Linked DNA regions of Homo sapiens: region 1 is linked to region 2. The links are chromatin contacts, found by Hi-C or POLR2A ChIA-PET in ENCODE. All regions are on one chromosome and are shown on one strand. The core of a region is the stretch at or near the end of the contact, and the rest is flanking DNA. Distances in the headings are between cores, read along the strand shown. Region 1 overlaps RORA (RAR related orphan receptor A). Region 2 holds the start of RORA-AS4 (RORA antisense RNA 4).

What was found. Hi-C counts contacts between places; a loop is a spot of excess contacts on that map. ChIA-PET counts read pairs that join two places held with the same protein, here RNA polymerase II (POLR2A). Pooled maps may share reads with other maps.
Region 1: a pooled map shows a loop between it and region 2 (7-fold over the local background). The contact joins the enhancer-like site here to the promoter of RORA-AS4 in region 2. A Hi-C loop is called at or near these places in 6 of 50 pooled maps. POLR2A ChIA-PET finds 5 or more read pairs at or near these places in 5 of 52 experiments (CD4-positive, alpha-beta T cell, CD4-positive, alpha-beta memory T cell, activated CD4-positive, alpha-beta T cell and 2 more).

Annotation. Positions count from the first base shown.
Region 1 is chr15:60,842,493-60,848,938 of GRCh38, reverse strand. The region is part of intron 1 of RORA (RAR related orphan receptor A); the gene reads left to right. LOC124903500 (a long non-coding RNA gene) reads left to right here. Exons shown (of 2, transcript XR_007064666.1): 2 at 1-1,188. Among named protein-coding and RNA genes, the nearest start is that of RORA-AS4, 82 kb to the right of the region's middle. Within about 2 kb of position 4,303, at least 3 of the 41 ENCODE cell types and tissues checked have a DNase peak (open chromatin) inside an H3K27ac peak, as active enhancers do; they include CD4-positive, alpha-beta T cell, where a contact is called at or near this core.
Region 2 is chr15:60,759,074-60,764,912 of GRCh38, reverse strand. RORA-AS4 (RORA antisense RNA 4) reads right to left here and starts at 1,296. Exons shown (of 3, transcript XR_007064662.1): 1 at 832-1,296; 2 at 1-171. The region is part of intron 1 of RORA (RAR related orphan receptor A); the gene reads left to right.

The DNA.
Region 1 (6,446 bases), core at 3,054-5,553, 81 kb before region 2:
AAAATTGGTTGTGATATGGTTTGGATTTATGTCCCGGTCCAAATCTCATGCTGAATGATAACCCCCTTTGTTGGAGTAGGGGCCTAGTGGGAGGTGAACAGATTATGAGTGGATTTCCCTCTTGCTATTCTCACGATAGTGAGTGAGTTCTCATGAGATCTGGTTGTTTAAAAGTGTGTGGCATCTCCCCCTTCACTCTCTCTCTCTCCTGCTCCACCACGTAAGACGTACCTGCTTCCCCTTCACCTTTTGCCATGATCGTAAGTTTCCTGAGGCCTCCCCAGCCATGCTTCATGTACAGCCTGTGGAACCATGAGCCAATTAAACCCCCTCTCTTTATAAATTACGCAGTGTCAGGTAGTTCTCTGTAGCAATGTGAGAAAGGACTAACACAGGTTGGAGTCCTGCATTCCTTCTGAAGGCTTCAGGGAAGAATCGTATCTTGGGCTTTTCCAGCTCCTGGAAGCCACCTGCATTCCTTGGCTCATGGCCCTGCATCTCTCCAATTTCTGCTTCTGTCATCACACCTCCCTCTCTGACTCCCCTTCCTCCCTCTTTTTCCCTTATGAGGACTCTTGTGATCATATGGGGCCCACATGGATAACCCAGGATCATCTCCCCATCTCAAAATTCTTCCTCCTTTGAGTCTCTTTTGCCATGTAAGGTAGCATATTCACAGGTTCCAGGGATTAGGAGGTGACATCTTTGGGGGCCATTATTCTTCCTACCACAGGAGGTGAGGGAAGGCTTCTCCCAGGAGCTGCCACTTGAGAGGAGACCCACACGACAAAAACAGATGAGGGGGACAGGCTGCAAAGATCCTGGACCTGGCAGAAGCCTGCAGATTCTGAGGAAAATGCCAGCATGACTGAAGTGAGCAGCAAGCGGGGGCTGGAGGGGGAGGCAGGGCCCAGGTCCCTCTGCATTGCGGGAGCCAGAGAAGGAGCGCAGATTTCATTCTGAGTGCAGTGGAACGTGGGCAGAGGGCTGGAGAGTTGTGTTCTCACTGGGCTAACTTGTACATGGATGAAGACAGTTTCTCTGGCAGTTGTTTAGAGCAGTGCTGTCTGGTAGAAATACAATGTAATCAGATTTGTCAGTTTAGATGTTCTAGTAGCCACATGTTAAGAAGTAAAAGGAAACAGCTGAAATTAACCTTAATAAAACATTTTATCTTTACCCAATCTATCCAAAGTATTATCATTTCAACGTGGTATCAATATGGAAAACTTATTAATACGATATTTTATATTCATTTTTGTACCACATCTTCAATATCTAGTGTGGGTTTTATGCTTGAAGCATACCTCAATTTGGACTGGCCATATTTCAAGTGCTCGACAGCTACATATGGTTGGTGGCTACTTTTGGATAGTACATGTCTAGGCACTGTTCTCAGAATCCAGTGCAAAGTCTACTCAAAGGTGTTCAGAAAAGCAATGAACAGTGCATTGTCACGGAACATATGGGCCACCTGTCACTCCCATCAGCCATCCCCAATTCCAGAGGTTCTGAGTAGGCCACAGGAAGTAGGGGATGGAACAGGAGATTCTAGAAAGGATGTGTCCTCTGGTGAAGCTGATGAGGTTCAGCCACAGACTCTGATTAGACTCTTGCCTGGCTGCAACCTCCGAGAAACACCCTGTCTCTGTTTATTTCATAGATATCTAAGTTCACCTCTGCGTTCACCCTTATACCTTTAATCCTCAAGGGAGTTTCAGCCAAAGCCCGATTTTTTTCCCATTTCTTTATAGATAGGGCCATTTATTCAACTCATTATACTAATATTACTGAAAACAAGGGCAGAGGTTAAGAACAGGAAAAATTCAATGAAGCAATGAGAGGGTATCAATTGCTAGGACAAGAAGTATATTCCAGGCACTTTTAAGCTATACCCATGCTCTCTTGAGCTCTTGCTGTGACCCTGATATTAACCATAAAAGTATAGCCCAAAAAGCTTGGTACCAAAAGAGCATCATGTATATCCATTTAGATTTTTACAGTGATATTAAAAGGGGTTATGAAACAGAAAATAAAGATCTGAATTAAACATTTAGGTCATGGTGGTTTTGCATAAAGTCTAGTATGTGAGAAGCATATTCGATACTGCACAAGACAATAAAAACAATAGCAATGTTTATTAGAATATCCTATTTAGAACCAGCAATCTGTGCAACATACTCAGCTTTTAGGAGATGGGCTGGCCCCGAGTTTCTTTCCGATGATGGATTTGGTGGGCTGGCATCTTGACCCTGTCATCCAGCCTGCGGGTACCATCAAAAGGCAGCTTGACCATTTTTGATATGTAGTGACAAAAGCTCTAATGTGTGAGTACAAAGGTGCCTTCTGTGAGTGCTTTGGTGCTTTAGCGCTTCAGTCAAATTACCAGTGGCTCTAATTAGTGTTCCTGAAATCTGGAGCAATCTATATCTGCATTCCAAAAAGGGGTGGAATGTTTCCCTCTGATAACACATTAGTATGAGTCCTTCCTAGATGGGTGTTCTGAAATTATAAGGACGTGATAGTGTGGAGGAGAAGCAGTTACGATAGAGAAACCTGTTGCTTTGAAAATCAGCAGTGATCTTTGCAATCAGCTGATTAATAAATATTTATACAGTACCTATCAAGTGCTACACTCTGAAAAAAATAAGTATGCAATGATAAATCACAGTACGGGCACCAATGTGGTTCTGACCTGGAAGCGAGTAGACCTGAGCCCTGACAGCCACTTACGATTGCTGCTATCTTTGGTTTAATCATTGTATAGCAGAGACAATAGTTATTGTCTCAACCAAGATTCATTTCCCTAGGACAAGTTACTTTATCTCTCTGGACCTCAAGATTAAGAGGGTCTGAAGGGATCATGCTGGTGGTGGTAATAAAAATAGCTTCACAGCTGGGCGCGGTGGCTCACGCCTGTAATCCCAGCACTTTGGGAGCCCGAGGGGAGCGGATCACGAGGTCAGGAGATTGAGACCATCCTGGCTAACAAGGTGAAACCCCGTCTCTACTAAAAATACAAAAATTAGCCGGGTGTGGTGGCAGGCACCTGTAGTCCCTGCTACTCGGGAAGCTGAGGTAGGAGAATGGTGTGAACCCGGGAGGCGGAGGTTGCAGTGAGCGGAGATCGCACCACTGCACTGCAGCCTGGGCGACAGAGCAAGACTCCATCTCAAACAAGCAAACAAAAAAATGGCTTCACATACTGAGGTGTATAATTGTGCTAAGTACTTTAATGCGAATTAACTCATATATTTCTAAAGCAAACTCAACTAGAAGATGGGTTCTGTTAGTCCCAATTTATAAATGAGAAAGCTGAGATTTAGGTTGTGTGACTTACCTGAAATCAAAGAACACCGACTAATGCCAGAGCTGAGATTCAGTAGCAAGTTTTAGAGCCTGTAAAGCTTCCAATCGGCACCCCCGGAAGCTCATCCCAGCTGTCACATTCTGTGGATCTGGGGACCTTAAAGAATCATCAAAAGATTGCCTGGGGAAACGAAAAGGTTGAAAACTGATGGGGGAAACCATATTTCAGGGAAATAGGGACGAGGCATTAGCAGAGCTTCAGAGAGGAGAAACATACCATCGTCTGTGGCTCAGAGAATTCAGAACCTAACTACATCAGAATACCGTGATGCTGAAATGCAGTGTGTCTTTCTGGGACACACACCGATAAATCAATGCTGAGATCTCAATTTGTGTTGACGTAGTGATGGTCATTCAGCAAATGAGCCTTCACATAGCAGGCAGTGCCACCCGGAAAGGCACTTCAAGGTTGCTGTATGACAACTAGTCTCACCTTCTCAACCTTTTCATTTTATACCAGTGTCAGCCACAGCTGGAGGACTTGTGAATTTCACTTTAACTATAATATTTAGTGAGGACACACACACACACACTCACACACTGGCACCCACAAAGTCTTCACTTTGAAACAAGGGTGGGTTTGGTTTCCTTCACTTATACAACTGATGCCTACCAGGGATATTTTTGTTTAGACGGCTCATTGGCCACAAACCGTTTCATTATGTGTTGCCCAGTTACCTTGGCTTCCTGCACATTCTTTTGAGCAGATAGTTCATCTCCTTATCTCAAAGAATTGTTTCCCCAAGTGTAGCCCTGGAGCCAATAGCTTTGATACCATCGAGGCAAGAAGGCATTAAACCACCTTTTTTGTAATTGTCTTAGTCTTACTTTTTCATGTCTGTTTCATGAAAAGTTGATGTGGTTAGATTTAAGCTGGGCCTCGCTGAGGGTATCATCTGTGCCTGGGGTTACCCACATCATCACGTGGCTTACCTTCCTTTGCAGTATGGTGATCTTATCTTCTTTGCTGCTTCTTGCCATAGAGCAACCAGCTCCTTCTAGCTCCTATGTGTGTGTGCATGCATACAAGTGTGCATTCGACATGCGTGGAGGCTTGCTCGTGGCAGCAGCTTGTAAAATGACACTTTACCATTCAGAATGAAAACTGGCTGGTTGGGGGCCTTTGCTATACTCTTAGGGGCAAACGACAACAACAACAACAACAACTCCTTCATTGGCTTTTCCATTTGGGAACTTGGAGCAAAGTTTTCCTTAAGTAGATGCATTTCTGTGTAGTTTAAAGTAGTAATTCTTTTGTTCCCTCTGTGTCCCAGTAACTGAGCTGACAACCCAGGGTACAAAGATGAATATGACTGAGTCACTGTCCTTGAGAGAGCCTCAGGACAGCCATAGGAGAAAACATGTTAACAAATAGCTAGAATTCAACTCAGGAAGGGCAGAGAGGTGCCAGGAACAGAGTTCTCTGGGAAGACAAGTGAGGGGACTAGGAGAGAAGAGCCAGAGGAGGCTATGAAAAGGAGCAGGCATTTAAACTCCATCCTCAAAGTCAAGTGCAGGTTTGCCAGTTAAAGAGGGGAAGATATTCCTGGTGGAGAGAATAACCAAAAAAAAAGTAAATGAAGATGTGAAAGTGTGGGCTATGTTTCCTGTGCCCTGAGCAGAGTAGGTATATTAGGGTGAGGCTGTAGAAAGATGGGCCAGCCCAGCTGAGGAAGGACTTAGTGCATTATCCTGAGATGTTTAGCATTCAGGGTATGCTTTAAGATTCAATCCAACAAGTGCACCAGAGACCCAGGAAAAGCAAAAAGAGACATTCACGGACCTTGCCAAAATGGAGAACTTTGCCTTCCCCAGCAAGACAGGGCTGTGCCAGCCGTTCTGTCCCTGGTTCTGACTCAGCCTTTGGCTTTCTTTTCATCAGTCATTTAACCCTCCGAGAACCTGGCTTGCCACGGTCAGAGTGTGAATCTTGAAAGCGTCCTTGACCCCTCCTGACAACTGTAAAGTCATGGGAAGAATTGCTCTTGTAACTCATCTTGCCCTTGGGCAGCTAGTGGACATTTGACCATGACACGTGTAACAAGAACAGTTGGTTTGTGTGGCTGCAGCAGCCACATCACAGGGAGAGGGAAAGAGCTCTCCGCCTGGGAGAAAAGGCCTTGGGAACTGTGTGGGCTCTACCACTCTGATACTGAATGACCTTGGACAAGTTATTTCTCTCCAGGCTCCGATGTCCTCACCTGTAAAATGAGGTACCTGGACTTTATGGCTACTAAGAGGCCTTTTCTCCCTTCTACCGTGTCTGATTCTGCCTTGACTCTTTAATTTTTAGGAAGTTAGAGTGCAGGAGACTGACCAGGGAGCGTCTCTGCTTAACATGGGGACTCTGAGATTTGTGCATGTTTGTGCTTTGAGCAAGGAAAAAACAAATCACCAAGTGGCCCAGCGAGGTTGTTCCTTCTTCCATTTCCTTGCAGCAGAACAGCAGGGGGAGGGAGAGCGGCAGAACCCAGCTTCTTGGCTGAGTAGATCTTGGGTTTGGACATTTGGAGAATTACCTTAGGAATGGAGTTTCACGAGGGGTGTGGTGGGTGAACGAGAAGGGTGGACAGAGAAAGAGGCTGCTGCAGGATGCAGAGAAAGAGCCCACGTTTCAAATGAATACAGCCAGCCCCAGCTCTTCCACCACCCACTCTCACTCAGCAGATGTGGCGGGCTGGCACTCACTGCCCATCTACTTGAAGCTTCCTGGGCTGCGTGTCTTCTTTATCCACCCGATCTTCTACTTTGAAGGCTGAGAACTTTCAGCTCATATGGATTGAGGACTTCTTAGAGCTCCTCTGCCCCAGGCACCAGTTTGGGTTTGGGAGGGGGTGACCATGACAGCCCAGGACCTGTGTGGAGGGTCGGGGGAGGGGTGTGACAGCAGCACAGGGCATCCGTTCAGGTAGAAGGGGCAGTGAAGGGGTCAAGAGCATGGGTTTTGACATCATAAGATCTGCAGTCCAATGCTCACCACTGACCACTGACCCACTGTCAGCCTTCTGAAGCTGCTTCATCTCTACAGGCCTGAAAATGGAAAGTGCAAGTAATGAAACTTCATGTAGGACTCTTGT
Region 2 (5,839 bases), core at 47-2,546:
AAATGATGAACCCATTTTTAAAGACGTCGTTTTTATGGTTTCTTAAATGACAAGGCATTTCAAGTACAATGTGGTAAAGGGGCACGATCATAAAGCAATGTGGTTGGCAAGGAAGGTATTTCATTGTGAGCAGGGGCGTCGAAGCCGAGCTTTATCAATGAGTGGAATTTCCTGTAAGTAGAAAGATAAATGAATTAGTAACTCAGAGTAATTTTTTAAAAATACATATCCAGATGAAAGCTCAGATAAGTTTGATCCCTTTTAGCCAATGAAGTATCATCTCTAATTAGGTTTCCATGCAGACAGTGCAGCCTTGGAGTACATTTCTGAATCTAGTTGACCTTTTCAGCTGGAGAAGCCAAATGATTTCCATTCCATGCTCTTTAATTCTGGAGGAATTTCTAATTTGTTGCCAGAGATAAAAAAAAAACTCACTCCAAACATGAAAAAAGTTTTAAATAGTCCAGAGCCCCATTTACAGAATATTAAAATTTTCGAGCTGAGAGAACCCTAAAAGACCATTTTATTCCATTCCTTTATTTTACTGATAGTAAAATTGAGGACCAGAGAAAAATCAAAGACTCGCCCAAGGTCACTCAGGGACTTAGGACCTAGGATTAGAACCCATACCCCCCGCTTCCCACCCCAGCCTCTCTGCTTGGCCAGTCTCTCATTTGCCTGCTAGGCTTTTTTTCATGTGGTCCAGATGTTGCCGCATCAAAGGCCTCTCACTGAACTCCGCCATCAGACCTGCTTTAGGGAAACTTCCATGGGCCAACACCTACCCTCTTGCCTTTCTTAATTTCTTTTGGAAATTCTCTATTCTCTCACCTTATTAATGTTAAAACAAAACGGGTTCTTTTATTGCCACAGGCAGCAGGAAAGTGAAGTTCTTGATGGAGGCAAGTGTCTTCCCTAGTGAGAGCAAGTAAATTAGTTCTGAGGTCCTCTCACTCACTCTAACTGTAATGAGAGACACCAGCCCTTCTTCATTAATGAGATGCCAATCACAAAGGGAGCAGCCTCAGAGAGCCTTTGGGGAGGGGGGCGGCGGGGGAGAGCAGTGATTGGCACTGTACTAAGAAGGGAGGAAGCAGAAAATAAAAGCCTCCGGAGGTGGGAAAACACGTGGATGATCTCAAATCAGAAGGGTAGGTCCAGCGGAAACCCGAGGGGCTCCTGAATGGGCCAGTCAGCGTAGTCTATGGCAAACATCTTTGGGCAGGAGAATTGGGGAGCTACCCCCCTGGCATATTTTCCCACGTATGCTTTCCGAGGCAAGGTTGTGTTCATGCTAAAGTGTGTCCCACATGGGGATCCGTATGATTGGTGACAGTTGGGGCTCCTTAATGACTGGGTTCTCTTGGAAGGCTGGCAGCAGCGAACCTCCTCGCTCCTCTGCCTTAGATCTCGTCAAGAGTTTAACATGCTGTGTAACCTCCTAAACTTTGAAAAGGAAACTTTCTAAAAGAAAGTTAAGGAAAAATAATTTGATGCTTAAGGGAACTTTTTTTCTTGCATGAGATAATTTCCCTGGTAGGAGACACTGTTCTTAAATTTGTCCAAGGACCGGTTAACCCAAGACCATGTTTCCAGGGCGGGGGAAACATCTAAATCATATTTGTTCAACTCCTGCTCTCAAAGTGGCTTGGGAATAGGTTCTGCCCCTGGCAAGATGATGCTTGCTGTCTTTTCCTCTCGGCTACCCAGAATGGCATTTGCAGCATCGCTGAGAACGTTTTGGGAAAATATCTGTGCAGTTTTCCCAACTCAGTTTTCACCATCTGCAGCCTGCCTTTGCTTTGGTAGGTTGGTTAAAAAAAAAAAAAAAAAAAAAAAAAAAAAAATCTGTGCATATTGGAAACAGTACTTTTATTTGTAATTAAATGCCTTTTTCCCTGTTATTTTTTCCCTGAAAACATTTTTGTTTATGAATATGGGTCTATATGAAGGTTAAAAGACTTTCAGCACTCAAAACAACTTAATAAAATGTCTGAGCACACAATTAGGCGTGCTATGTCCTTCAAGAATCAGGTAGCGGAAGTTCTAATTGGCAAAGCAGCATCTTGAATGTCATTTTCTAAACCCATTAGACCATGTCTAACAGAGAAAGAGGAGAAGCAGCAGCAGTTTACGAAATACCAATAGTCCCCCTTGCAGACATAATTTTAGGGTAGCGGTTAGATGATATTGAACTTGTAAGAAAATGTAGCTACAAAGCCACAGTAGCTTCAAGTAAAATGACATTTCTTTAGATCATGTGTAGGCTCACCTTGTAATAGTAGGAGTAAATATGTGTATAAGCAACCTGGAGATGCTCCTTTATTCCCTGTGTGTGTGGTGTGTGTGTGCGTGGGTGTGTGTGTGTGTACTGTGTGTGTTTCATGCACTTCTTTAAAGGCACACAGTTGGCTGTAATATGTCCTCCTTTCTCTGAATTCTGGTGACCTTTCACCATAGATGGGGCAAGGCCCAGGCCTCTGGTTTGATAGAAATACAGCACATCTGTCTTCAGTTATTCACATCTGATACCATAACCTTCGTGTCTGGCTGCTTTGGGTCTACCACCATTAAAATTTAAATTAAGAACCAGAAGTTTTTAATAAATTCAAGCCAGAGTTGAGCCTCCCAGAGATGTTATCTTGCCTGGAATCCCCTCGTTTTAGTTTAATAGTACTTTTGGAAAATCTGACAAGACTCACCTAGAAATTCCATTCTTTGTTGAAGACCAAAAAGGAAGAATCACCATGGAAAATAAAGATTCATAAAGCCAGCTGCATTTTATTCTAGATGCTTCTTTTTCTGCTAGAAACCTGTTTTTCAAAAACTTGGTTGACAAAGTCTCATTTGTATATTTTTCCCCTTATGTTTTAGACACCTGGGTTTTTAAAGATAAAATTCTTGCAGATGTTTTGGATTAGTCTGTTTTCAAAAGTGCTCAAGAACTTGATTTCCAAGGACTAGACTTTTTTTTTTTCATTACCAACTACTGTAGTTTGCAAAGAGGGAGAAACTTAGCTTGCAATTGGCCTGAATTCAATAGAATCACACACCCTCCTGGTTTTAAGGAACATTTGAAACTGAACCGTGCATAAGTGTGCCACCTGACTGAGCTTTCTAAACAAATATTTGTCATCTTTGTCAGACCAAAATTCTCATATAGTGTTTTGAATTTAATTAGAGGCATACCTAAATGGTTAGGGGAGAAGGACAGGACAGAAGTCTACCCCCAGAAATGGCTCATAGGAAAATGAGACAACTTCAGTTTTACTTACTCAGGCACACCATAGGAGAGGTACTTCTCCAAGCTGGTAAGTGAGCCATTTTTGCAAAAATAGAAGCAACATTCTGGGCAAGAGCTTGAAAGTAGAAAAGGCCTGGGATAAAACATAATTTTTTAAAAAAACATATCATAAAAGAGAGTTGCCCAGCTCTTTCTTAACTTGTGAACTAGCTGTTCTACACATTTACCATAAGATAATTGATGTTTGTAATGCTGCCCCTAAGGCACTACAGGATCCTAAAGTGCCTTCTGAATCATCAAAGAATGATTCATTGCGTTCTGGGTGGTTTTCTTGTTGAGTGTATTTTATTGTATACGAATCCCTTTGAAAATTGATAATACATCTGTGATGGGTACCAGAGGTTTGCAATCAAGAGCACACAGCCACAACTGGTGAGTGGGAAGTGTCTTTGGTGTACAGGCTGGGTGGCACCCCCACGTCCTCCATCCTGCTGCTTCGAAGAGGCAATGTCGCCCATGGAATCTGCAGAAGTTGGTCTCTGTGAAGGTTTCATTCAACTCCTCCCTCTCCTCCCTTTCCTGCTCATCTTGCTAGTAGGAGCCCACGTGTGAACAGCAATTTCATATTCCCACCCCTCCCTGTGCCCAAAAGGAGAAGGGCCAGAAACTTAGGGTGGCACTAATTAGGCAGCGTCATACAAAAACTCTGATATTTGACCACTTTTTATCTACAAAAGCAACAATCTCATATGACCAGTCACAGTGGTTACAAATATCAGGCACCTGTATGTGTGTCTGTGTGTGTGTGTGTGTGTGTCTGTCTGCATGTATAGACATGCATCGTCATTCAATTACCCAGAAGACTTGATTAACAAGAATACCAAAGCTCCACTGGATCACACGACTTGCTGCCCCCTGATTTGTTAAACAAATAACTTTTTCCTTCTTTGCTGTTCCTTAGCTGATAACCAGGAATGGAACCCTAGCATTTTCACAGCACTGCTATGCATTAGGTGAAAATGGCCTTCCTATTTCTTGGTATGCTCTGTTTATATTTTAATGCTGTTTACAGATGAAATATTCCATAAATATTCATACGGTGCCTGTACAAAGGAAAGGATCCAAAGAGCTCTTTATTAACAAGCTCCCTTATGTCAGGGTAACTATGGGAGAAAGGGCTTTAATCCATCCTCCCAAAGTTCTCACAAAAAGACTGAACTATCCTCTTTACACATAATATTGGGGTGATCTGGGATTTACCAGCTAAATTCATAGCTAAAAGTGTCAGCTAATGAATTATTCCAAGTAAATTAACAGACTAAGGGAATCCTTTCTTCGGTCCCATACCAATGCTCCCTTCGTTAGCAAATACGCTTCATGTGGAAGAGAGATCAACTAGGTGCCAGAGAATGTTTAGCCCACATTCATCCTCTGCACAGTTCCTCCACCCCAACGATCAATTGACATTTCTTAGAAGAGCATTTTATTCTTCCAAAGGAAGGCTCAGAAACATTGAAAAAAAAAAATATTTTAAAGCTCAGAGAGCTTCTAATGAAGTAAATTAAAACCTTTTAAAAAAACACACATACAAATTGAACTTTTTATAAAATATTCAGGGGCTTCAAATTTAAAACTATTAAAAAAAGCCCACATATACTTCAAGGTTATGCTTTTAAAAAATTTAAAATACTGAGTTGAATGACTGACAAGTTCAAAATACTCTCAGACTAATCTTTGTACCAAAGAAATTAAATCTAACAAAGTACTTTTTATCTCCTCAATGGGGGAAAATAGGATAGCAAATCATATTTCCCCCTCCTATCTTTGTATCAAAGATGGTTAAATATTTCTTTCCATTCCATCATATCTTCCCAACTGGCAAGATAATACTTGGGAAAAGAGTAGGTAGAAGGGAAAATGAAACTGGCAGCTCCTGAGATCCACAGGGCATCATTTGGCACGCACTTCTTTGAGGCCCACCCAAAAGTGGTTAATCAGAGAGTAGGGACGATGTCAGATTACATTAGAGGCAGATTTCTCTATGTGTATGGGCAAATCTGAGACGGCCAGTCTTTCAGGTCTGGAGCTGTGGTTGCACGCAAAATGTGATCCTAAAAATGAAATGCCAGTATTTAATCCTTCCAACTACTCAGCTTCCTCATTATTCTCTTGTGGGAATTGTGGTTGCTACTGACTCAAAGTTGCCCCCCGTTTGATGATGTATTCATTGCTAGAGTTGGCCCCCATGTCCCCCTCAACCTGGATTCCAGTTGAGGATCCTATAGTGAGAATTCAATTAATCTCAAGATAAAATCCAGCAACAAGAACTTTTAAGCCTTGAAATGCACAAAGCTATGTATGTATTTATGTGTGTTGTGTTGTCCACCCTCAAACATAGTCCAGGCTGGCCTCTGTAAGGCAGGACTCTTCAGTGTGTTCTCTCAGGCTCTCCTTGGGGAATATTTCTTAGCAGAGTGCATTTTTGTTACATGAGGCCATAGATGCATGTGGCTACTGAATCAACCATTTTGACGTCAGTTAGTTCTTTCCAGTTGTCCTAATGACTATTCATTCAGCATTTGATTGGATTAGAAT